2 separate regions of the Homo sapiens genome follow, and region 2 is linked to region 1. The links are chromatin loops, found by intact Hi-C in ENCODE. Cell type or tissue: endothelial cell of umbilical vein. All regions are shown on one strand. Links, peaks and the distances in the headings refer to the core of each region. The heading gives the core; the rest is flanking DNA.

What was found. Hi-C counts contacts between places; a loop is a spot of excess contacts. Peaks named below come from ENCODE experiments on the same cell type or tissue, not always from the same donor. Only the 100,000 strongest peaks of a DNase experiment are listed, where the experiment ranks them.
Region 2: a loop joins it to region 1, with 3 times the contacts of the local background. A loop is called at or near these places in 2 of 110 quality-filtered maps.

What each region holds. Positions count from the first base shown.
Region 1 is chr2:71,449,602-71,461,585 of GRCh38, reverse strand. It overlaps a transcript of DYSF not described here. Among named protein-coding and RNA genes, the nearest start is that of DYSF, 11 kb to the left of the region's middle. RefSeq lists enhancers at 6,469-7,317, 7,318-8,167 and a silencer at 10,478-10,664. In endothelial cell of umbilical vein, for the core only: CTCF peaks have their summits at 5,972 (motif pointing left) and 8,858; a DNase peak (open chromatin) is centred at 5,575; H3K4me3 peaks cover 1,380 bases; H3K27ac peaks cover 1,264 bases.
Region 2 is chr2:71,292,748-71,304,731 of GRCh38, reverse strand. No RefSeq gene overlaps it. Among named protein-coding and RNA genes, the nearest start is that of ZNF638, 33 kb to the left of the region's middle. In endothelial cell of umbilical vein, for the core only: a CTCF peak has its summit at 5,140 (motif pointing left); a DNase peak (open chromatin) is centred at 5,081.

The sequences.
Region 1 (11,984 bases), core at 1,450-9,449:
TAAAAGCCTCTTGGGAGGTTTATCCAAAGGCCTCCTGTGCTCTTGGGATGAAGCCCAGATTCATTTCCTCGGGCCAAAGGGCAAGGCCATTCCACCTCTCGCTCTCCTAGCTCTAGCTCCGGTGCCTCGTCAGTTTCTAGAATATGCCAAGCTCCCTCTCAGCTCTGAGGTCCGCTGTTCTCTCTGCCTCCAGCTGCCTTCTTCTCTTTCTTTGCAGAACCACCTATTCATACTTCAGGCCTCAGCTTAAAGATCACCTCTCCAGGAAAGCAGTCCCTGATATCCTGGGGTCTAGACGGGTCCCTCTGGCAAATGACTGCACAGCAGCCCTTTTCCTTCTTAGCACGCATCACAATGGTCAGGAATAACTATTAGCGTAATCACCCGTTTCGTGTCTAGCTAGACTGTGGAGTTGGTCAACGAGGGGAGAGACCAAGTCTGTCTTAGTGACCCAGGTATTCCCAGCGTGTAGTACAGGACTGGCCTGGCATTGGTATAGTGGACACTGCACGTGGCTCCCGGGTGTGGGTTCTGCCCACTGGTGAGTTCAGCCAGTGGTTCTCAAAGGGGATAGTACTGCCCCCTAGAGGGACTTTTGGATATTACAAAGCTTTTTTTCTTTTTCTTTTTCTTTTTTTTTTTTTTTTCCTGTCTATCACAATGATTCCTGGCTTTGCTTTTGCCCCTATCATACCCCACCCTACCCCAGCTCCAGTCCTTCAGAGTCACCACAGGAAATGGAAATCTGTAGGGGGTATAACTAATACCTCCATAGGAACATTCCAAGGGACTTCTGCCTTCCCTTGGCTTGCATCCAAGGAAAAGGGTCTCCCCACATCTGTTCTGCAAATCAGAAAAGCAACTGCTGGTGATCTGACCCCTGGACACTTCCTGAGGCCTCCTTTTCATCCCAGCCTCCAACTTCCTAGTCTGGCTGATGTTCACTGACCTGGACTTCTCCCTAATCAGATAACTGACTGTTCCCTTGCAGACTTCATACTGAGGCCTAGTAACTCAATAGGGCTTCCTCCCGAGGGGACATTATCAGGAATTAAGTTCTAATGGAGAGTGTGGCTGAGACCTGACCTCCACCTCCCAGTATATGTTCTCCCCTTCATCCACAGAAATTTTCCACAGCACTTTACTTGGGTACATGGTCACCCAAATAAAAACATTTCCCAGCCTCCCTCATAGCTGAATGTAGCCAGGAGACTAATTGATGACCAACAGAATATGAGCAGAAGGGCTGTATATAACTGCCTGGATATGTCCTTAAAGGGAAGCGGCACGCCTCCCCGGCCCCCTTTCCCCTCTGGCTGGAATATAGACAGAGGCGTGCGCCATCATGGACCACGTTGTCAAAGGGAACTTCTGGGGATAACAGAGCAATAAAACAGGAGGAGCTGGGGTCCTGGACAGCCTGTGGGTCAGAGTCTTACCAGTCAGGACTGTCTACATTCAACTATTATGTGAGTGGAGAGACCATCATGCTTATACCAATGTTAGTTAGGGCTTGTTTACAAATAGCTAGATCTGCATCCCACCTGAGGCTTCAGGTGAGGGCAGCTCCTCGGGACCCCAGGCTACTCCAGCCCCACTGTAAAGGTGATGGGGCCAGCTTAGGAGCCATAGCCTGGAAGGAAGGGCTTGAGGGGCCTGTTTGGAAACTGAGTTTCATGCTTATTGCAGTGTTTCGGGGCTGACAGAGGTTAAGGGGGAAGGGGACTAAAGCTCTCCCACTCACTCCATCCTGTAGTCACTGATGACAGGTGCTGCCTGATGAGCCCAAGGGAGAGGACACTGGCTCTCTGCCCTCCAGAGAGCCCAGGCCCAAGGTCTCCAGGATTGAATGAAATACTGTGTCTCAGAAGCGGTCACTGGTGTTCTCTGGGACACATCCAGCCCACAGACATGTTGTCTTTAATCAGTACAATGTTTTATAACAAAATTGTACCTTAAATATTAGAAGACTTTTCCGTATAAATCTGGATTTACAGCTTCTCTTGAAAAAAATCAGAGAATGTGGCACCTGGGCCTAGATTTTCCACCTAACACTGACCGTCTGGCACCTGTAGACCAGGTGTCCCCCCCTCAGCTCACTCCCAGTATGCACATAGGATTTCCCCTCCAGCTTGATCTTAGTCCACCTGCCACGTTTCTGGAAGTGCATGAGTTTGTGACCCCTGTCACTACTTATTTGTGGCCCTACCTTCCTGACCATCGAGGAAGGCATGCTTCTAATCATCTCTTGCTGCTGGAGTTGGGCCAGTTCTCCTCTGGCCACATTCTCCTAATGTTAGCTGGTCCTTTGTGTTTCCCAAGACTTAAACATGGGGTGCCAGGAGGCAAACAAACCTTGCCTCTCTGCTCAGTGACACTGACCTTTAGAGGAACATTCTACATGAGTTGACAGGACTCCTTCAGGGCATATTTGTCAATGTCCAAAGGCTTCCGGAAGTATAGATGAGGCCTTCTTCCCTCTCCCTTCACATTCATTTAAGAATATGTGTCCGGCGGATATCCCAGTCCACCAGGTGGAATTGACAGGGGACCTGTGTATCCAGCAAGAGGGTAGAACCCACATGCAGTCCTGGTTCTGACCACAGCCATGATTAGGGCCTGTCAGGGGAGAAATCGTGCATAGTGGAAACAATCAGACAGTCCTGGGCTTCTGTCCCAGGCCACCCTTTCCTAGTGGTGTGACCTGAGGCATGTGATTGGACCTTTCAGTGTCTGTTTCCACTTCTGTGCAATCAAAAGAATGAGGACAGTTTGCAGCGGTGTTGGGAGGATTAAACAAAACACTAGCAACTCCAGCACAGTGCTTGGGGCACAGCACATCCACAGTAGATGTGAACGCTCTCTCTGCTAACATCCCATGCTAGTGGACCAATCTGGAAAGAGACTAGCATGCAGGAAGTAGAGAAAGAAAGTGAGTTTGGCCTGGGGAGAGGGACTGAAGAGGTTTGTGGGCTGCTAGTGAGTCACCAGAGGAATACTTGTTCCCAGAAAGAGAAAGTACCCCAGTGAGGGCCACTGCCAGCCATCAGGCAGGTGGCCAAATGACTTCGCCTCAGAAGGGACTGCTCTAGGAGGGGCAGCCAGAGAAGACAGGCCCAGTGTCCCTGGGGGCAGACAGACGGCCACCCACCACTTGGCCTGTTGTGTCCAGCCTGGCAGGACAGTGGATGGAGAAACAAAGCTGAGGATAGAATTCACCAAGCAAAAAAGACATTGAAAGCCTTTGTGGATGTGTACAATTATTTCTTAGTACATGTACAATATATGTTAATAGTAATGATTATAATAAATTTATGTAAAAGTATATGTAATAATTATTATAGTTAACATTTATTGCTTGCCTGGCTGTTTGAAGTGCTTTATATGGACTAACACATAAACTCTCCAGAATGATTCATCCAAAGCAGGTACAAGCTATTGTTATCAACACTTTACAGATAAGGAAACTGACACAGAGTGGTTAAGTAACTTGCCCAAAGCCACATAGCTTGAAAAGTGGCAGACCTGGGATCCCGAGTTCAAGATGCAGGCAGTCCTTCTCTCCCTCTTGTTCGATGCTGTTATCCCACTGGACTGTGACTCAGGCTGCCAGCTAGCCGCTCTTCTGAGCCCCCCGCCCAACTTTCACTTTCTCCTAGACTGGCTAAGCTTGAGATCTACAGTTACATGACCCCCTCCCTGGAAGTCCCGGAGCACCTGCCATACGCACCACAGGTTGCCCACCTCAGTGCCATGTGACCATTGCCCTGGCCTTGGCTTATCAGACCCTAGGCAGCCACCATAGTCCTGTCAGAGCTGTGAGCTTGCCCGGAACGAGAGCACTGCCTGGAGGGAGCGTCCTGCATCAACTGGTGACTGATTGGTCCTATCAGATATAGAGAGGGTGAGGCAGAGAGCAAGGACCCCCTGAGATAAGAAAGCATCTGCAAGACCAGAACATAAGGGCTGAGGATGTCTGTGCTTGGGTGAGCAAGCAGCAGTAAGGACCACGCACGTGATGAGAGGAGTCAAGGTGCAGACCGAGGGGGGCATCAGGGTCTCAGCCAGGCCTGGGTTCAGGTCCTGCCCCTCCACCTTTTCTTGCTTGTCTTTGGTAAATCCAAGCTAAAGCCAGAGGTAGATAGCAGAGTGGTTAAAGCTGGGGATATTGTGGGGGCTCAGGAGCCAGATACTTAGACTCAAATCATAACCCCACTACTTACCAGTGTATAACCTCAGGCAACTTACTTAACCTCTTCATGCCTCAGTTTCCTTATCTGTAGAATGGGAGTGATGACAGTTGCTACCACATATGCTTGCTAAGAGGACTGAGGTGTATATGTCTACATATAAGGACCTGGTACAAATTATAACCGGGTCATGATGTAGCTTCTATTAATGTTCTAGTTAGAACAGTATCTGCCTTAAAATAAGCATGGTGTCAGTTAAATAGATCTCTTTCATAGGACTGTTGGTGGGATTTTCAAGAAACACCACCTGACAATGGTATGCTTTTGTGCTTAGCAAATGTCCATTCCCTCTGTTTGTGAGGAACACGCATTTGAAACCCCAGAATCCTCCATCTTTTGGTCAATTGTTTCACACCATGCTCCTGCAGCCCTGCACTCCCCCTACTCTGACTCAGCTTCTTGCTGGGGACCCCAGGCACCACCCTCCCTGGCTGGCTCAGGTCCGAGTGCCCTGGTGCCCTGGGTGTGGGCAGCATATGGTATGCTCTCCAGAGCACTTTCTTATTCATGCACCAAGGATACTGAGAACAACAGAGGGCACTGATGAGGGGTTGGGGGTGGGGATGCTGTGGCCACTATGTGACCTTGGCCAGGCTCCTTCACTTCTCTGGGCCAATATCCTTATCTTTAAGGGGGGATAATATCTTTGCCCTCTACCTCACAAAGCTTCTGTGAGCTTGCAATGAATGTATACATGCACAAAGGGGCTGTGAAGTGTGGCTACAGGGTATTATAATCATGTAACCAAAGGAGGGGCTTTATGGGACAACAGATAGAGTCTGGGAAGAGCAGACCCAGCCCAGCTGGGGAGGGAAGGCTTCCCAGACTGGTGTTTTGCTTTGAGCTGCATCCCTGAGACCGAAGTCTTCTGTGTAATCATTCACCAAGCTGACCCTGCCAGGGAGAAGGAGAGCGAGCAGGCCTGAATGTCACAGGGAGGCCAAATTTGGACATGGGTTAGGAGCTTGGCTAATGCAGGACGTGAAATGTGGCCAGGGGCTGGGGGAGGGGAGGGACTGCATTCCCCAGGACTGCCTGGCGGTTTCAGTGATGACCAGGGGTGGGGGCTCCAGCCAGTCTCTTCCTAGGCTCAGGGGCTCATGACGGATTGGCACAGAAAATGTACTTCCTTTCCCCAAGGTGAGCTGTGTGCTCTGGGCCCTGGAAAGGGGGAGCCTACCCCGAAGAGCCAGGCAGCAGGCAAAAAGCAGATGGGGGTGGGGAGAGGATTCAGCCAGGGATGTGTAAATGGGAGGATGCAGGATGGGGGGAGCTGCTCCACACACAGGCCCTTGGGGCTGAAATAACAAAAGAAAAGCCACACCAGCAGCACTTCCTGCACTTCTGGGGTTAGAAAGTGCCTGCCATTTATTATTCATTCTTTCCTTTCTCCAACCAGAGGTCTGAGCCTAGCCTGGGTGAGGGACCATGAGGTAGAAGCCTAGTGTATTGAGTGTATGGGGGTGCAGAGGGGGCATGTGGTCAGGGAAGGTGGAAGAAAATCTGGTTCAGGCTGAGTGGAAGCCAGAAACAAAGCCCCTGACAGCAGGGGCTGCTGCAGCTGAGTGTACATTTGGAGCACCAGCCCCCAGGTTCAGGGGCTATAAATGGGGAAGAGGTGCTGGCGTGGGAGGAGGCTGCTTCACCCACAGAGTGCCTGTCCTCCCTCCCCTCCGCCAAGGGGCTATTTACAGTATGAATGGTGCCCCCTGGAGTTGTGCACCAGGAGCCCAGAGCCCTCAGCCAGGCTGCTGAACAGGGCCACTGACCTGGCCTGCCCAGAGCTGAGGATGCGGAGAGGAAGCATGAAAGACTCCCATGTCCTCCCTGCTGGAAACACCTGGATAAAGCTCATTTCCGGAGGCCACGTGGGAAACTGATTGAGAGCAGATCAAAGCAGCACGTTAGGAAAAAAAGCACAGCTGGAGTGCCACAGCCACCCCCTTGGTCCCCACTCTTGGTGTACACTGCTTTCCAGGCCTCAGGACCATTCAGCAACTCCTCCTCAAGCTCTGCTCTGGTCCAACAAATCCAGAAGCCCTGAATCTCATACCCAAGAGAAGGTACTCATGACATGATCCCTTGCTCATGCTGAGCTGGACACAGGCCTGTGCTTTCGGAGCTTTTATTCCTTGGAACATCACAGGTGTCCCACACGCTCCAGGGTGTGCATGTGCCTGGGATCATATGTGCAGATGGTGTCTGTGAACAGGTGTATCCAGGAGCTTGTGAAACTGTGCTGAATGGCCAGAAACCAACTAATGCTATGATTTCTGGAAGTCTGGGATGTAGTTAGAAGTCAGATCTCTGGGGAGAAGGGGAGTGGCAGGTAGTGGAGGCTGAGAGGAAAACCCACAGGCTGGGTGGGAGGTTCACACTCTTTCCCCCTAGTTCTTCTCCCCCAGTATGGTTCCAAGCCCAAAGACCCAGCTGTGTAGATCCTAGCTCTGGCTTGGTCCTGAAGGGTTCCTGGAGAGCAGCCAGGGCCCAGCCCTCAGCTCCTGGAGGAAAAGTCAAGTCATAACTCTATGAAGGCCCTCCTATAGGAGGTCCCAATCTGATAAGGGAGTGGCTTCCCTGCTCAAGGAGGCCTCACTCTGATGATAGAAAGCAGATACGACCCCCGCTCCCTCCACCCACTGGTCCGTTGGGGGCAGGGGTTGGGGGCAGAGAAAGTCTGTAAAGGTTGGTGCTGTGACAGCTGTGCCCAGCTGCTAAATTTCCCCCATCCTGTGCGCAAAGCAAGGGTAGGGTGCCTTCGCCTCCAGTGGCTGCCAGCCTGCCAGGCCAGCCTCTGAGAGAGAGCAAAGGGCCAGGAAAGCAGCCAGGCGCAGATCGGGGCGGGAAGAGAGCTGGGTTATAAATAGGCCTGGGACCAGACCTTCAGGGGAGAAGGAGGAGAGCCCTGCAGTACAGCGCTTCGCCGCCGGCAACGCAGAAAGACCTCTTTTCAGAGATCCCGAAAAGGTGAGAGGAGAGATGCTGGTCCCACCTTCCTGGCCTACCTCAGTACCAACCTGGGCTGAAGCTTCCAGGAGAAGCGCCATTCAGACACCTCTCTCCTTCCAGCCTCAGTTTCCCTCTGAGTCGCCCTCTGCAGACCTGTGTCGTTGCAACACTCAACGTCAGTCTGGCGGGGCCAGAAAGTCTCCTGTCTCTCAGCTCTAGGTGCTCTCCAGGGTTGAGAGCCGCGGCGTCCCCTCCTCTACCCCACCCCGACCCCGGGCGAGGGTGGTCGGCCCCTCCTACCTGCAAACACCGCGGAGCAGTAGGCATCGCTGATGTCGGTGTCGGGTGTGTGGACGTTCTCGGCATAGAGGATGAAGACCCTCAGCATGCTTGGCGCGTGTAGGGCCCCGTGCGCCCAGGGCGCAAAGAGGGCTCGGAAAGGTCGGGAGGGCCGAGGCGCCGCTTGTGGGTCCCCTCGCTGGAGAGGGCTGGCTGGGCGAGGCCGGCTCGAATCTCTGGCTCCTGGCTTAGAGCAGTTGCTCTTAAAGGGGAACGGGCCACCCCCGGCTGCTCCAGTGGGCTAGGCTGGGTCCCCGCCCCGGCTGCGCTCACCCCGCTTGTCAGCCGGCGTTCCGAGAACAGGGGCTTCTGCTCATCTTCCACCCCCGCCGCCCTTCCCGAGCTCCGTCGAGCTGTAATCTAATGCTCCGGCTGCGGAGTCTCCCAATGACACGGCATTTTGCACCTGGCTGGGCGGCGGCCGCGATGGCCGGGGGCTGGACTAGGGCTCCGGGCGCCCGGCGTAGCCCAGATCTCGCTCTTGGACAGGAGAAAGGCTCGGCTCCTCCCCTGAGCTTCTACCCCCTGGCTGAGTGCTGCGCCAAATCGGTTGCCTCCTTCCGCCTCGGGGATTGGAGCAGTCTCTCCAGAACTCAACCCGACCGCCCGGGGTAGGACGGGGGATCCTGGGGAGGCCTCTTTCCCTAAGAGAAGCCTGGAGTTGAGAATTTCATTGACAAGCAAGGCAGCTGCCTTAAAAACTTTGCCCCCTTTTTCTGGCTTTAAAAGCAACACATGCCATTTTAAAACAAAAAGCATAAAGAAAGAAATCTCTGGTTCTGAAAAAATAGTATATTAACATTTGGGTATTTGGCAGCCCAGGCTTTCTCCTCTGAATGTATACACACATGTAAATTGCAGTATTTATTATATATCTGAGTGTAGAATGCAGTCTGTGTCCCACGTTTTCATGTAACATCTTACATCATTAAACAATTATTCATAAACACTATTTTCAATAGCTATATAATTGTCTGTCATATGAATGTACTAGATTCACAAACTTTCTCTTGTTTCACATTTAGGCTCTCCCCAGATTCTACTATAATAGTGAGAAAGGGAGTTTCTTTTTAATAAAAAAGATATAAACTCATCTTAGCCCTCCCCCTCCCCCCACCCAGTTCTTCAGATTAGATTGTAAGGTCACAGGATATGACTTTTTTTTAGGTTCTAGTACCTATTGCTAAACTGCCTTCCTGCAGATAGATCCACACTCCCGGCAGCCTGTTGACTCACCCTCTAAAGAGGGCCAGTTGGATGGGTGTGCAGCTGTCAGCAAAACTCCCACAGCAGCCCCTGGGGGCAGTAGACACACCCAGGGCAGGATGGGCTGGCCGCTGACAGGTGGCTGATTTTTTTCCCCATAGGGAGATACTAGAAGAGAGCAACACTCCCCAAAAAAAGGTCTGTAATTTCAAGATTAGGGTAGCAAACATTTCCTGTGGTCACTTAGGGTCCTTCTGTAGTGGTCTATGCCTTCTTTTCTTTGCCTTTAGCACAACGTATGGTGGGGGGTGGGGAGAGGAAGAGGAAGAGGAAGGGGGGAGCTGAAATGCAATCATTCATTTAATGGGAGTGTGTCAAGTCCTAAAATAAGTCAGGCACTGTCCTGGGTGGGGACACAGTGGTGGGCACAAGTGACACAGTCTGTGTTATGGGCTGAATTAGGTCCTCTCGAAATTTCTATGTGAAAGGCAACTTCCAGTACCTTGGAATGTGATTCTACTTAGAGATAGCACCTTTAAAGAGGTGAACAAGTTAAAGTGAGGTCATTAGGGTCATCCAATCTGACCAGTGCCCTTATAAAAAGAGGAAATTTAGATACAGACAAACCAGGGATGCATGCACGCAGAGAAAAGGCCATGTGAAGGGCACAGGGAAAAGGCGGCCATCTGCAAGCCAAGAAGAGAGGCCTCAGAAGAAACCAAGCCTGCTGACTACACCTTGATCTTGGACTTCCAGCCTCCAGAAGTGTGAGAAATAAATTTTTGTTATTTAAGCCCCCCAGTCTGCAGTATTTTGCTATGACAGCCCTAGCAAACAAGTAGAGTCCCTAACCTCAAAGAGCTTCCACTTCAGTGAGGGAAACTGACACTTATGGAATAATCACGTCAGTCACATACCATTACAAATATGTAAGTGCCATAAAAGACAGAAAATGTGGGAGTGTGAGAACAGAGAGCAGGGAGTCCTCATCGCGTGCCCAGGACAGTAAGAGCTATTTGAGATGAGATCTGAAGGTCAGCTAGGAGTTCACTGGGCAGGACTGAGGTGGGGGCAAGGAAGAGAGTATTCCAGAGAGAAAGAAGGAAGCGCTCTGTCAAGGCCATGGGAGGAGAGGAGTGTAGATTAAGGGGTTGTGGAATGGGGCAGGCAGGCTGGAGGGCACCATGCAGGGCCTGGGGGAAGCTGCCTGAGGCCTGCTAAGTCCAGAGGAGTGGCAGGATCTGATTTACTTCTCAAAAGCTCCCTTGGGCTGCCTTTGGAGAATACAGTGCAAGGGATCAGAGTGGAAGTGAAGAGTTAAAAGCTACAGCAGAGGGTCAGAGTGAGAGTTGATGGTGACTTGGACCAAGGTTGTGAAAAGGGGGATGGCGCAAAGTAAGGCAAAGCTAGGAGGAAGAAAGGAAATTCTGCAAGAGCAGATGAAGCAATCAAGTTTCCCATTACAGAACTTGGCCATTATGTGTTGCTGGAGAAAACAGTTTTGGCTCGGATGTAGCAACTGATTGATTGACTCAGTCATTCATTCATTTACCAACATTTATTGGTACCTTGTCTGTGGCAAGCATTTTTCAGATTCAAATTTTACAGAAAGATAGCAAGGAGGGAGTAAAATTTAATTGCTTTGGGAAGAAGGGCAGGAGGCCCTGTTGATGTAGGGAAAGCCCAAATTATGGTCTATTTTTAAAGAAGTACAGTTTGGCTCTATTCAGATGTATAAAGTAACATGAACCTGCTCTGTGGCAGAGCTAAAATTGGACCTAAGAAGCAGCTAGCTGCTTGCAAATATGGTGTGGCTACAGTGATTTGAAAAGAGCCAGTTTGGCTGGGTGCAGTGGCTCACGCCTGTAATCCCAGCACTTTGGGAGGCCGAGACGGGTGGATCACAAGGTCAGGAGATCGAGACCATCCTGGCTAACATGGTGAAACCCCATGGTGGCGGGCGCCTGTAGTCCCAGCTACTCGGGAGGCTGAGCCAGGAGAATGGTGTGAACCTGGGAGGTGGAGCTTGCAGTGAGCCAAGATCATGCCACTGCACTCCAGCCTGGGCGACAGAGCAAGACTCCATCTCAGGAAAAAAAAAAAAAAAAAAGAAAAGAGCCAGTTTTCTGTATAGGTTAAACACCTTCCTCACAACTTCACTACTTTATTCATACAGAAGGCTGTCTTCAAACTTTTTCTGCACAGCCCAGTCTGTGCAGAAATAAACCTCTAGTGAGCATGTCTGCCCCCAAATTGTAGGACATGTTTGGGGTATCTTCTCTATTTAAAAGAATCACTTTCTCTGAGACTACCCAACCTGAATCAATCACATTCTCTCTCCCAAAAACGTGGAATTGGGACTGAGAGAAGCTAGCTTCTGTGTGGCTGGAGCTGAGATGAATAAAATGGGAGGCTCAGAAGGGGCCCCGCACATGAAGTGGAGAAAGTTTCGCAGTCAGAGAAAAAGAGATCACGTGTAGGGGGTGAGGTGGGGAAAACAAGATCCAGAAAGAGACCCTTCTGGTTGTTGTTCCTGGCTCTCATTCCTTGAGTCTCCCTGCCTGTGAGTGCTGAGATAGTCCTTGTGGTGGATATTTGCCATTTTTGGCTTCCAGCTTTTAATCTCCCTCTTCCTAAAACATCCTTTTCCCACCCCTCTTGGTGGGCAGAAGTGCCTGCCTTTTTTCTGGAAGCTTTAGAGATAGGGCCTCCCACTCTGTGTCACTGGGCAGTGTGGCCTAGGCTCAGACAGTTGGATGCTCTCTCCCAAGACTTGAAACAAGTTCTTGAGCTTCAGGAAGTCAGACATGGCAGCTGCCGTGTGACAGCAAATGACCAGGTAGGGCGCCTGCTGTGCGAGTCCTGTCCATAACCAAAGCCAAGTTCTCCAACCTCCCTCCATTCTGTTAGCCCCCAAAGCTCTTCTGAAATCCTCTCTTGCTTCAGATATCCAGGCTTGGCTGCTGTAGCTAGCAGCCAGGGATCCAGACCAACATGCCCAGTGTCTTTATAGTGAGTCGCTGCACATTTTACTTAGGTTAACTTGAAATGCAATTCTTTTTATTTTTAATTTTTTTAGAGACAGTCTCCCTCTGTCACCCAGGCTGGAGTGCGGTGGCAAAATAGCTCACTGCAACATCCAACTCCTGAGCATGAAGCACAGTTCTGTTTCTTGCTATAAAAGAACAAGTTCTTGTGGCCCTGATGACACTTTGATCTTGAATTTCTGGCCTCCAAAAC
Region 2 (11,984 bases), core at 1,247-9,246, 160 kb after region 1:
CCTTATGTGGAAAGTGTGGGAAGTGATCATCCTTATTCTGTGGTTACAAAGGTGCTGGTTAAACTCCTGTAACTTGAAACACTGACTTTGCTAAGAACAGCAGAATGAAGAGAGGAATGGACCTGGGTCCATAATGATATAACTGAGCCACTGTTGATATTTATCAGCTTGAACCCATTCTACCTCTGGACTTCCTTTTATAGAAGGCAATAAATTGATTTGTTTGGATTAGGGTTTTCTGTAACTTGCAGTCAAAAAATTTCCTAACTCATAAATTCACTACTTCTACATCTAATTCTTGCAAAAAAAACAAGGTTCAGTTCAATTGGTCCAGCTGAAAGCAAACAGGAAAGACCACAGAGCCTTGCAAAGAGGTATATTTCTTGCCCACAAACAGTAAACTCTAAACAGATGTGAATCAGACAATCCGTAGCTTTTCTTGGTTACAGAAGCCTAAATTTCTGCCCAGCTAAATCAAAGAAGACATCACAGGAGAGATGATCAGGATTTAGGAGCAAATAATGTATTAATGGTGATTCCTGTTTATGCCTTATTCAGTGAGACAGATGATCATGCCAAGGGAACACTGGCAGACTGCTAGGTTTGAGGGGAAATTCATTAGTTCTGCCTTGTTTAGACATGTAGAGTTTGAGGTACCTTTGACATAAGCAAGCAGGAATGCTAAGCAGACAGTTAGATACCTAGGCTGGGGCTCTGAGGTTTATGAGCTAGAGACGTAACTCTGGGAAGTCACTGGCATGTATCTAATAACTTAAGCTGTGAGCCATCGGTGAGATTACCTACGGAGGTAATACCAAGTGAGGAGAGAAGATGGCCAAGTGTTGAGAATAGGCAATATCTAATGACCATGAAAAAGAGGATGAGCTTGCAGAAACAAATGAGGGTAAACTACACAATTGTTTTAGATCCATATAATACAATATTATTTGACAATTAATTTTTTAGATAACTGAAAGAGTTTAAGGTACGTGTAGTATGTTCCCATTTTTAAATAGAAAAAACACACATATGTGTAATCATATATCCAAAAGTACATATCAGGTAGGGTGCAGTGGCTCACACCTGTAATCCCAGCACTTTGGGAGGCAGAGGTGGGGGGATTGCTTGGGCCCAGGAGTTTGATACCAGCCTGGGCAATACTGGAGACCCTGTCTCTGTAAAAAGTAAAAAAAAATTAGCCAGCCATGGTGGTGTGCACCTGTGGTCCCAGCCACTTAGGAGGCTGAGGTAGAAGGATCACTTGAGCCCAGGAGTTCAAGGCTGCTGTGAGCCATGATTGCACCACTGCATTCTAGCCTGGGTGACAGAGTGAGACACTGTCTCTAAAAAAAAATTAAAATTAAAAAAATTTTTAAAAAGTGTTTAAAGAATTAAAACTGTTTATCAAGAGGTAAGTTTTTTTTTTGTTTTTTTTTTTTTGTTTTTTTTTTTTTGAGATAGAGTCTCGCTCTGTCCCGCAGGCTGGAGTGCAGTGGTGCAATCTAGGCTCACTGCAAGTTCCGCCTCCTGGGTTCACACCATTCTCCTGCCTCAGCCTCCCAAGTAGCTGGGACTACAGGCGCCCGCCACCACGCCCGGCTAATTTTTTGTATTTTTAGTAGAGACAGGGTTTCACCGTGTTGGCCAGGATGGTCTTGATTTCCTGACCTCATGATCCACCCACCTCGGCCTCCCAAAGTGCTGGGATTACAGGCGTGAGCCACCACGCCTGGCCAAGTTTTTTTTTTTTTTTTAAAAAAAGCTTAAAGTTAAGGCACAAAGTATAAGTATATGTATGACATGAGTAATTAACAAATCTGAACTTACAAGGAACTGCTATCAATCAATAAGAAAGTATTAAACAACCCAATAGAAAAATAAGCAATATATTTGAGCAGCCATTTCACAGAAAAGGAAACACAAATGGCTAATAAAAAGTGGCCACCTCATTAATGCTCTACCTCATTAATAATCAAGAAAATGTAAAACCTCAATGACATTCATTCAATTCAGTCAACAATATTTATTAAAGTCTTCTATGGGGAAGGTGCTGCTCTAAATTCTAGAAACACAACAGTGAACAAGATATGAAAAACTCCCTATCCTTAAGGAACTTAAGTTCTAGTGTGGAAAAGCAGTGGCAGTAAGTGGTCCGGAAAGAAATAAAGCAGTGAAGAGATAAGGGAGTGGGAGAGAAGCATGCCAAATTTTAAAGGGGATGGACAGGGAAAGCCTCACAGAGAACTTCACAATTAAGTGAAGGCCTGAGAGAGGTAAAGGAGCAAACTACGGAGATATCAGGGAGAGAACATTCCAGGCAGAGGAACAAGTAAGTGCAAAGGTTGTGAGGAGCACTAAACAGGCCAGAGTGATTGAAGCAGAGACCATTTTGCACACACCAAGCAAAAACCAAAAGACCAAATATTGGTAAGGATATGGAGAAACATTAATTCTTATATACGGCTAGTAGGAAGGTACATGGATCATGATCACCCTGGAAAACCATTTGTCATTTTCAAGCATTACCCTCGCAGGCATGTAGCCTAGAAAAACTCTTGAACAGGTGTACCAAGAAGCCAGTACAAAATGCTCACAGCAGCACTGGTTTTTTAATAGCAAAATTATTAAATTCTGGATTTTAATACCATTTTTAATTGACAGATGAGTGACAAAAATAAATGATATATACATAACAGAATACAACAGAGTAGTAAAAATACATGTGCTCTAGGTAAGTATCTACATGGATGAACATCTGGAATATACTCCTGACTAAAAACAAAAAGCAAGTTACAGAAGAAGAAGAATAGGAATCATTTTACGTAAAGTCTTCAAACATGCAAATCTAAGCAATACCGTGTTTATGATTTTGCCCATTAGTGGTAAGATATTTTTTCATGTAAGAGAATAAGAAATCATCACACCTATAATTCCAGCACTTTGGGAGGCCAAGGCAGTTGGATCACTTGAGCCCAGGAGTTGGAAACCAGCGTGGACAACATGGTGAAACTACTTCTCCCCAAAAAAACACAAAAACTAGCCAGAGATGGTGGCACACGCCTCTAGTCCCAGCTACTCAGGAGGCTGAGGCAGGAGGGTCACTTGAGCCCAGGAGGTCAAGGAAGCTGCAGTGAGCCATGATCACACCATTGTACCCCAGTCTGGGTGACAGAACAAGACCCTGTCTCAAAAAAAAAAAAAAAAAAAAAAAAAAAGAGAGAGAGAGAGAAAAAATAAGAAATAAAAAAGTCAGATTGGGGGAAGTTCAAAGAGAGGCACAGGATGAGTAAGGGTATAGAGGGCTTCAAAAATTATATTAATGTTCTATTTCTTCAATTGAGTGGTTGAAGAAATGGCGTTAATTTTATTTTTATGATTTTATCTTACAAATATCTCAGATTTTCTTTTGGATATTTGAAGTATTTTATTTAAAAAGTTTTATTTTCTAAAGAGAGAATGTACAAGCCCAGTGCAGTGGCTCATGCCTGTAATCCCAGCACTATGGGAGGCCTAGGCAGGTAGATCACCTGAGCCTAGGAGTTCGGGACCAGCCAGGGCAACATGGTGAAACCCCATTTCTACAAAACACATGAAAATTAGCGAGGTGTGGTGGCATGCACCTGTAGTCCAGCTACCTGGGAGGCTGAGGCAGTAGGACTGCTTGAGCCCGGGATGCAGATATTGCAGTGAGCCATGATTGCGGTACTGCACTCCAGCCTGGACAACAGAGTGAGAATGTCTCAAAAAAACAAAAAAGAGTGAATAAAGTAAATGTACAGATTTTAATTTCATTAGCAGATCATTTTAATGTGATCCTAAAATAGTTAAATATGTAAGGCATAATATCCTTTTAAAAATCTTCTTGATTATTGAAAAGGTCTTTCTTCTGTGCCCATAGAAAATACAGGGCAAAAAAATCTATGTTTTTGGCCAGGTGTGGTGGCTCACACCTGGCATCCCAGCACTCTGGGAGGCGAGGGGGGCAGATCATTTGAACTCAGGAATTCAAAACCAGCCTGGGCAACATGGTGAAACCCCATCTGTACTAAAAAGAACACAAAAATTAGCTGGGCATGGTGGCATGCGCCTCTTGTCCCAGCTACTTGTGAGGCTGAGGCACGAGAATCGCTTGAACCCAGGAGAGGGGGGGTTGCAGTGAGCCGAGATCATGCCTGCACTCCAGCCTGGGCAACAGAGCGAGACCCTGTTTCAAAAAAAAAAAAAAAAAAAAAACCCCACTTTTTTTTTCTTGTCTCACTTTAACATAAATATCTTTCATATAAATAAACAAAATCCCTATCCTTTTCTCTTCAGTGACTAATGTAAGGGTAAGAAATAGGGAAACATGACGGACAGAGGAAAAGGAAAGCTATTAAGTGCCTCCTAAACCAAAAGCAACTAAATTTTATTTGGAAGTTGTGTGTGTGAGAGAGAGAAAATCCTCATGCAGCTCACTCATCTACTTAATAAATTTTAAAAAGTTAACTCCATAAACCAATAGAAAATCATTTAAATTTTAATTCCATATAATTTTAACATTTTTATGTGCCAGGCATTGCTCTAAGTGCTCTTACACTTATAGATTCATTTAATCCTGAGAATAATCAATGAACTAGGCACTATTGTCATCTCCATTTTAGAGAAAAAGGAACCAAGGCACAGAGCTAAGTGATTTGCTGTATGTCGCACAGTTAATAACTGGTAATCTGTATCTGAACTTCAGCAGCAGGCCTCCGGAATCCACGCCCTCAACCACTATATTAGATTGACTTCCTCATATGATGGAGTCTTTTGAAAGGGGACAGAGGTACAGAGGACAGAAAAGAGAGAAAAAGAGAGCAGAAAGCTACGGAAACAATGCTGATGTCTGCTAAAGCCTAAGAGACAAATATCTAACTCATTTACCAGTATTGTTCTTTAACATGAATGAAATCTTTTCGTTTAAACAATGGGCAAGTATTGCAAAAAACCTGCTAGAGAAAGTATTCTGATCATTCCATAAAACTTGAAATATAGACATTCTTAAGCTTTCTTTTCCTCATTTCCATCAGGGAATGTGTGATTGCTTCCAAATCTAGCTTAAAAAAAAAAGATACCTTAGAATTTTGTCACCACCTTGTGGTCTTTTGTAGTAGTGCTACTGAAAACTTCAGAAGAATCTGGGCTGGGGTGCAGTAAAAACACCAATGCCAATCTTAGGGCTATTTTACCTGCTTTCAATAATTTTAATCACCTTCAATGGACTCCTGTATTTATCTACATTATTTTTTAAGTGTGGTGACCAAAATGAGGCACAATCCAGTCTATTACTGAAATACCAGACCAAGGTTGGCCATGCCCAAAACCTTTCTAAGGACAGCAGCTATCCTACCAAGCCCCTGCTAAGCGGAAGTCTGTGTGACTTTTCAGTTATAACTTAAGTCAAGACACTTCCTTGTACTGAACTTATTTTGAGTTTCCTTAGTCTAGTCCAGTAGTACATTAAGTCAAATCAGTTGTTTTTTTTTTTTTCCAGACAGGGTCTCGCTCTGTTGCCCAGGCTGGGATGCAATGGCACAATCATGGCTCACTGTGGCCTGGACCTCCTGGGCTCAAGTGATCCTTCCACCTCAGCCTCCCAAGTAGCTGGGATCACAGGCAGGCACCACCATGCCTGGCTAATTTTTTTCTTATTTAGAGACAGGTGTCTCACTACATTGCCCAGGCTGGTCTCAAACTCCTGGGCTCAAGTGATCCTCCCACAAAGTGCTGGGATTACAGGCATGAGCTACCTCGCCTGGCCAAATGAGTATTCTCAAATTAGTAACTATCCTATTTCCTCACCTCAGAGCTGATTTTTCCCTCTTAAGGGTGTTTCCCTTCCCCTCCTTAGGGAGGGAGGAGGGACAGGCTGGCACAGGGATAGTAAGTGCAGGTTCCAGAACACTTCAGGGTAAAGGTGGGAACTGAGGAGTCCTTCAAGCACATCTACTTCCTGGCAGCTCCCTGGAGTTGGCAACTGAGAGCCCAACTTAAATTCCAGATAGAACTTACATGCAACCATGTTGCCCATTTTCCTGTCTTGCTTATGGTCAAAATAATCCATGAAAAACCCTTACATTACTTATTCAGGCGTAGCATATACAGTTTTGTGCAACCAATCCCAAATCCCATGCTGTGAATTCCTCTCAGTCTTCACTCAGTTTTCTCTGTGACCCTATATTATTTCTTCTATTTTTTTCCCCTCTAGTGTTCTTAGCCTAAGAACACTAAGGCGGTATGCTCCTAAATCCCATCCCATCCACTGATGTTTGAAGATCTGCAGAGCAGTTCTTTGGTTGACCCAATACCTCAGAAGCTACTGACATTTAATGGCTGAGGGCCAGACATACCAAAAATCATTCAGTGTGTAAGACCCTGTCTTAAGACAAGCTGTGCTGCACGATAGTTAGGAAAACCACTACCGTTCCAGTGCCTGGCCTCCTGCATTATGTATAACTCTTCCTTATAAATGGTCAGTAAAACCCTTAAAATTACACACTATTTCACAGACTAATAAGATAGACTACATACTTAGACAAAGTGGAGAAAAGGCCAATGCAGTCCCCTGCCCTGTTTAATAATATATAATTTCCTTTCTTTTACCTACATGAGTTAGTTAATTTTGAGTAACTGAAATGAATATATGATGAGATTCTACTGTATCTATTCCCTACACTTTAATACACATTGTTCTGTATCTTGTTTTTTGACTTAATAATTCTTTGAGATTGCTCTACATTCATGTAAAGAAATCTACCTCATTCTTTTTAATGACTGTAGCATATTTCATTTTAGGGAGATATCCTAGAATTTACTTAACCAGTCTTAGTGAAAGAATTTTAAGTGAAAGAATTTTAAGTCAAAGTGTAAAGTGATGATATATATTTTGAAAAGATTATGTGGCTATATGGTAGGAAATGGCTTAAAGGTTTTCAACAGTTTATGTGAGGACCCCAGTGACAGGACATTACCACAGTATTCTTGATAAGCAATGACTTATTTTTACTGTTGATCTCTAATAATTCCCCAGTAGGGTGAAATTTTTTTTAAAAAAAAATATAAAATAGAGGCTAAGTCTCGCTACGTTGTCCAGGCTAGTCTTGAACTCCTGGGCTCAAGCAATCCTCCTGCCTTGGCCTCCCAAAGTTCTGGGATTACAGGTGTGAGCCACCATGCCTGGCCAGGGGTAAAATCTTAATGGAAGGAAGAAAGGATGGGAGGGAGGCAGTGAGGAAAGAATTTTGATGTAGTCCAATTTAGCTTTTCTTTCTCTTTATAGTTAGTATTATTTGCATCCTATTAAAAGTCTTCTTATACCAAGGTTATGAAGATATTCTCATATATTATCTTCTAGGAACTTCATTGTTTTGCTGCTCACATTTAAAACCACAACCCACCTGGAACTTTTTTGTTTTGTTTTTTGTTTTGAGACGGAGTTTTGCTCCCGTTGCCCAGGCTGGAGAGTGCAATGGCGCAATCTCGGCTCACCGCAACCTCCGCCTCCCGGGTTCAAGCTGTTATCCTGCCTCAGCCTCCTGAGTAGCTCAGATTATAGGTATGCACCACCACGCCCAGCTAATTTTGTATTTTTTGTAGAGACTGAGTTTCTCCATGTTGGTCAGGCTGGTCTCAAACTCCCAACTTCAGGTGATCTGCCCGCCTCAGCCTCCCAAAGTTCTGGGATTACAGGCATGAGCCACGGTGCCCGGCCTTTTTTTTTTTTTTTTTTAATAGTGTGACGTTGGGTCAAGCTTTGGTTTGATTTTTACTTTGTATGTTTTTTCCTTCCTTTTAAAAATAATAATATCTGATTGTCTCCATGCCACATACTGAAAAAAATTTAATTATTTCCCTTCTTCTCTTTAGGGTCAATTTGCTCATACATGAAGTGTCCAGATATATGTGATTCTGCTTCAGCACTCTCTATTCTAGTCTTTTGATCAATTTTTCTATTCTTCCATTAATATTACACTTTCTTAATAATTACAGTGTCATGTTGTCTCTCTCTTTTTTTTTTTAGTAAAAAAAAAAAAAAAGGCTGGAAGCAATCCTCCCACCTTGGCCTACTAAAATGCTGGGATTACAGGTGTGGGCCACCATGACCGGCCATATTAAGTCTTGATATCCAATATGGCTAGCCTTCCCACTGTTCAAGATTGTCTGGGCTATTCTAGGTCTTTTGCATTTCCAGATACATTTTAGAATCAACTTGTCAAGTTCTCAAAAAAAAAGAAAAAAAACTTACTGGATTTTGAGTTGGGACTGCATTGACTCGGTGAATCAATTTGTTAAGAAGTGAAATCTTTACAATATTGAGACTTCTAATCAACAAAATATGGTATATCCTTCTAATTACTCAGAACTTCTTTACCTTCTCCCAATAACATTGTATGGTTTTCTGCATTAATATTATGACTATATTATGTTACATTATTTAATGTTTACGATGCTTTTGAAAACAGTATCCCTTTTCAAAATTTATTTTGCTTATTCCTACAATATAGGAAAATAATTGATTTTTGTACACTGGCCTTAAATCTGGCAATAATTTAGTAATTTTTTGCATCTACATTCATGAGGAATATTGGTCTGTACTTTTTTTTGTATTCTTTATCTAGTTTTAGAATAAAAGGCCAGGTGCAGTGGCTCATGCCTGTAATCCCAGCACTTTGGGAGGCCGAGGCAGGTGGATCACCTGAGGTCAGGAATTGGAGACCAACCTGGCCAACATGGTGAAACCCCCCGTCTCTACTAAAAATATAAAAATTAGCCAGGCATGGTGGTGCACGCCTGTAGTCCCAGCTACTTGGGAAGCTGAGGCAGGAGAATCACTTGAACCCAGAAGGCAGAGGTTGCAGGGAACTGAGATCATGTCATTGCACTCCAGCCTGGGCAACAGGGTGAGACTCCATCTCAAAAAAGAAAAAAAAAAAAGTAATTCCTAGCTTCATACAATGAATTAGAAGGACAAAACCACATTATCTCAATTGATGCAATAAAAGTATTTAAAATTCATCATCCTTTCATGATAAAAATACTCAACAAACTAGGAATAGAAGGAAACTGCCTCAAAACAATAAAAGCCAGATACAAAAAACCCACAGCTAACATCATATTCAATTATGAAAAACAGAAAGCTTTTCCACTAAGATCAGGAATAAAACAACGATACTCACTTCAGACACTTTTTTTTTTTTTTGAGTTGTAGTCTCACTCTATTGCTTACGCTGGAGTCCAGTAGCACGATCTTGGCTCACTGCAACCTCTCCCTCCCAGGTTCAAGTGATTCTTATGCCTCAGTCTCCAGAGTAGCTGGGATTACTGGTGTGCACCATCATGCCTGGCTAATTTTTGTATTTTTAGTAGAGACAGGGTTTTGCCATGTTGGCCAGGCTGGTCTAGAACTCCTGAGCTTATGTAATCTGCCTGCCTCGTCCTCCCAAAGTGCTAGGATTACACATGTGAGCCACCAAGCCCGGCCTCACTTTTGCCACTTCTATTTAACGTAGCGTTAGAAGTTCTGGCCAGAGTAATCAGGCAAAAAAAAAAGAAATAAAAGACATCCAAATTGGAAAGAAAGAAGTAAAATTATCTCTATTCACAGATGACATGGTCTTATATGTAGAAAACCCTAAAGATTATACACACACGCACACACACACACACACAACCCCACGAGAACTAAAAAACAAATCCAGTAAAGTTGCAGGGTGAAAAACACAAAAATAAGTTGGTTTCTATACAATAGCAATGAACAATCTGAGAAGGAAATTCAAAACAATTCCATTTGTAATAGCATCAAAAAGAATAAAATACTTAGTGCGAATAAACTTAAGGAAGTAAAAGACTTGTATAATGAAAATTACAAATTGCTGAAAGAAATAAAGGAAGACACAAATAAAAGGAAACATATCCCATGTTCATGAATTGGAAGAGTTAATATTATTACAATGGCAATACTACCCAAAGCAATCTACAGATTCAATGCAATCCCTTTCAAAAATCCCAATAATGTTTTTACATAAATAGAAAAATCCATCCTAAAATTCATATGGAATCCCAAAGGACCCTGAATAGCCAAAATAATCTTGGAAAAAGAAGAACAAAGTTGTAAGATTCACACATCCTCATTTCAAAACTTACTGGCCGGGCGCGGTGGCTCACGCCTGTAATCCCAGCACTTTGGGAGGCTGAGGCGGGCGGATCACGAGGTCAGGAGATAGAGACCATCCTGGCTAACACGGTGAAACCCCGTCTCTACTAAAAATACAAAAAATTAGCCGGGCGTGGTGGCGGGCACCTGTAGTCCCAGCTACTCGGGAGGCTGAGGCAGGAGAATGGCCTGAACCCAGGAGGCGGAGCTTGCAGTGAGCCAAGATCACGCCACTGCACTCCACCCTGGGTGACAGAGGGAGACTCTGTCTCAAAAAAAAAACAAAAAACAAAAAACTACAAAGCTACAGTAATCAAAAACAGTGTGATACTGGCATAAAGATAGACATGCAGATCAGTGGAATAGAACAGAGAGCTCAGAGATAAACCTTCACATATATGATCAAATGATTTTCAACAAAGGTGCAAAAATCATTCACCAGGGAAAGGACAGTCTTTTCAACAAACGGTGTTGGGAAAAGTGTATATCCACATGCAAAAGAATGAAATTGGACCCTTACCTTATATCATATACAAAAACTAATTCAAAATGGGTCAAAGACCTAAACACAAAAGTGAAAACTATAAAACTCTTGGAAGAAAATATAGGGCAAAAGCTTCATGATATTGGATTTGGCACTGACTTCTTGGATATGACCCCAAAAGCACAGGCAACAAAAGAAAAAATACATAAGTGAGACTTTGTCAAAATTGAAAAATTTTTGTGCATCAAAAGATAGTATTCAAAAGACAGTATAGGTGAGTGAAAATGCAACCCACAGAGTGGGAGAAAATACCTGCAAGCAGTATATATTATAAGAAATTAATATCCAGAATATGTAAAAAACTCAAAAACGGTGGCTCACGCCTGTAATCCCAGCACTTTGGGAGGCCGAGGCAGGCAGATCACGAGGTCAGGAAATCGAGACCATCCTGGCCAACATGGTGAAACCCCATCTCTACTAAAAATACAAAAATTAGCTGGGTGTGGTGGCACATGCCTGTAGTCCCAGCTACTCGGAGGCTGAGGCAGGAGAATCGCTTGAACCCGGGAGGTGGTGATTGCAGTGAGCCAAGATAGCGCCATTGCACTCCAGCCTGGCGACAGAGCGAGATTCCGTCTAAAAAAAAAAAGAAAAAAGAAAAAAAAAAACCCAATTTTTAAAATGGGCAAAGAACTTGAATAGAAATTTCTCCAAGGAAGAATACAGATGACCAATAAGCACATGACATGATGCTCAACATCGTTAATCATTAGGACAATACAAATCCAAACCACAATCAGATATCATTTCACACTCACTAGGATGGCTATTATTAAAAAAAAAAAAAATTCCAGCAACAGAAAATAACAGTGTTGGTAAGGATGTAGACAAACTAGAACGCTTATGCATTGCTGGTGGTATGTAAAATGGTGCAGCCACTGTAGAAAACAGTATGGCAGTTCCTAAAAAAGTAAACAGAATTACCATAAGATCTAGTAATTCCACTTTTGGGTATATATCCCAAAAAACTGAAAGCAGGGACTTGAACAGATATTTGTGCACTAATGCAGCATTGCTTACAGCAGCCAAAAGGTGGAAACAACCGAAAGGTCCACTGATGAATGAATGGACACATGGCATATATACATACACGCTGAAATAATATTCAGCCTTAAAAAATTAAATTCTGATGTATGCTAAAATATGGATGAACCATGAAGACACTATGCGAAGTGAAATAAGCCAGACACAAAAGAACAAATATTGTATGATTCCACTTGTATGAGGTACCCAGAAGAGCCAAATTCATAAAGAAAGAATTGTAGT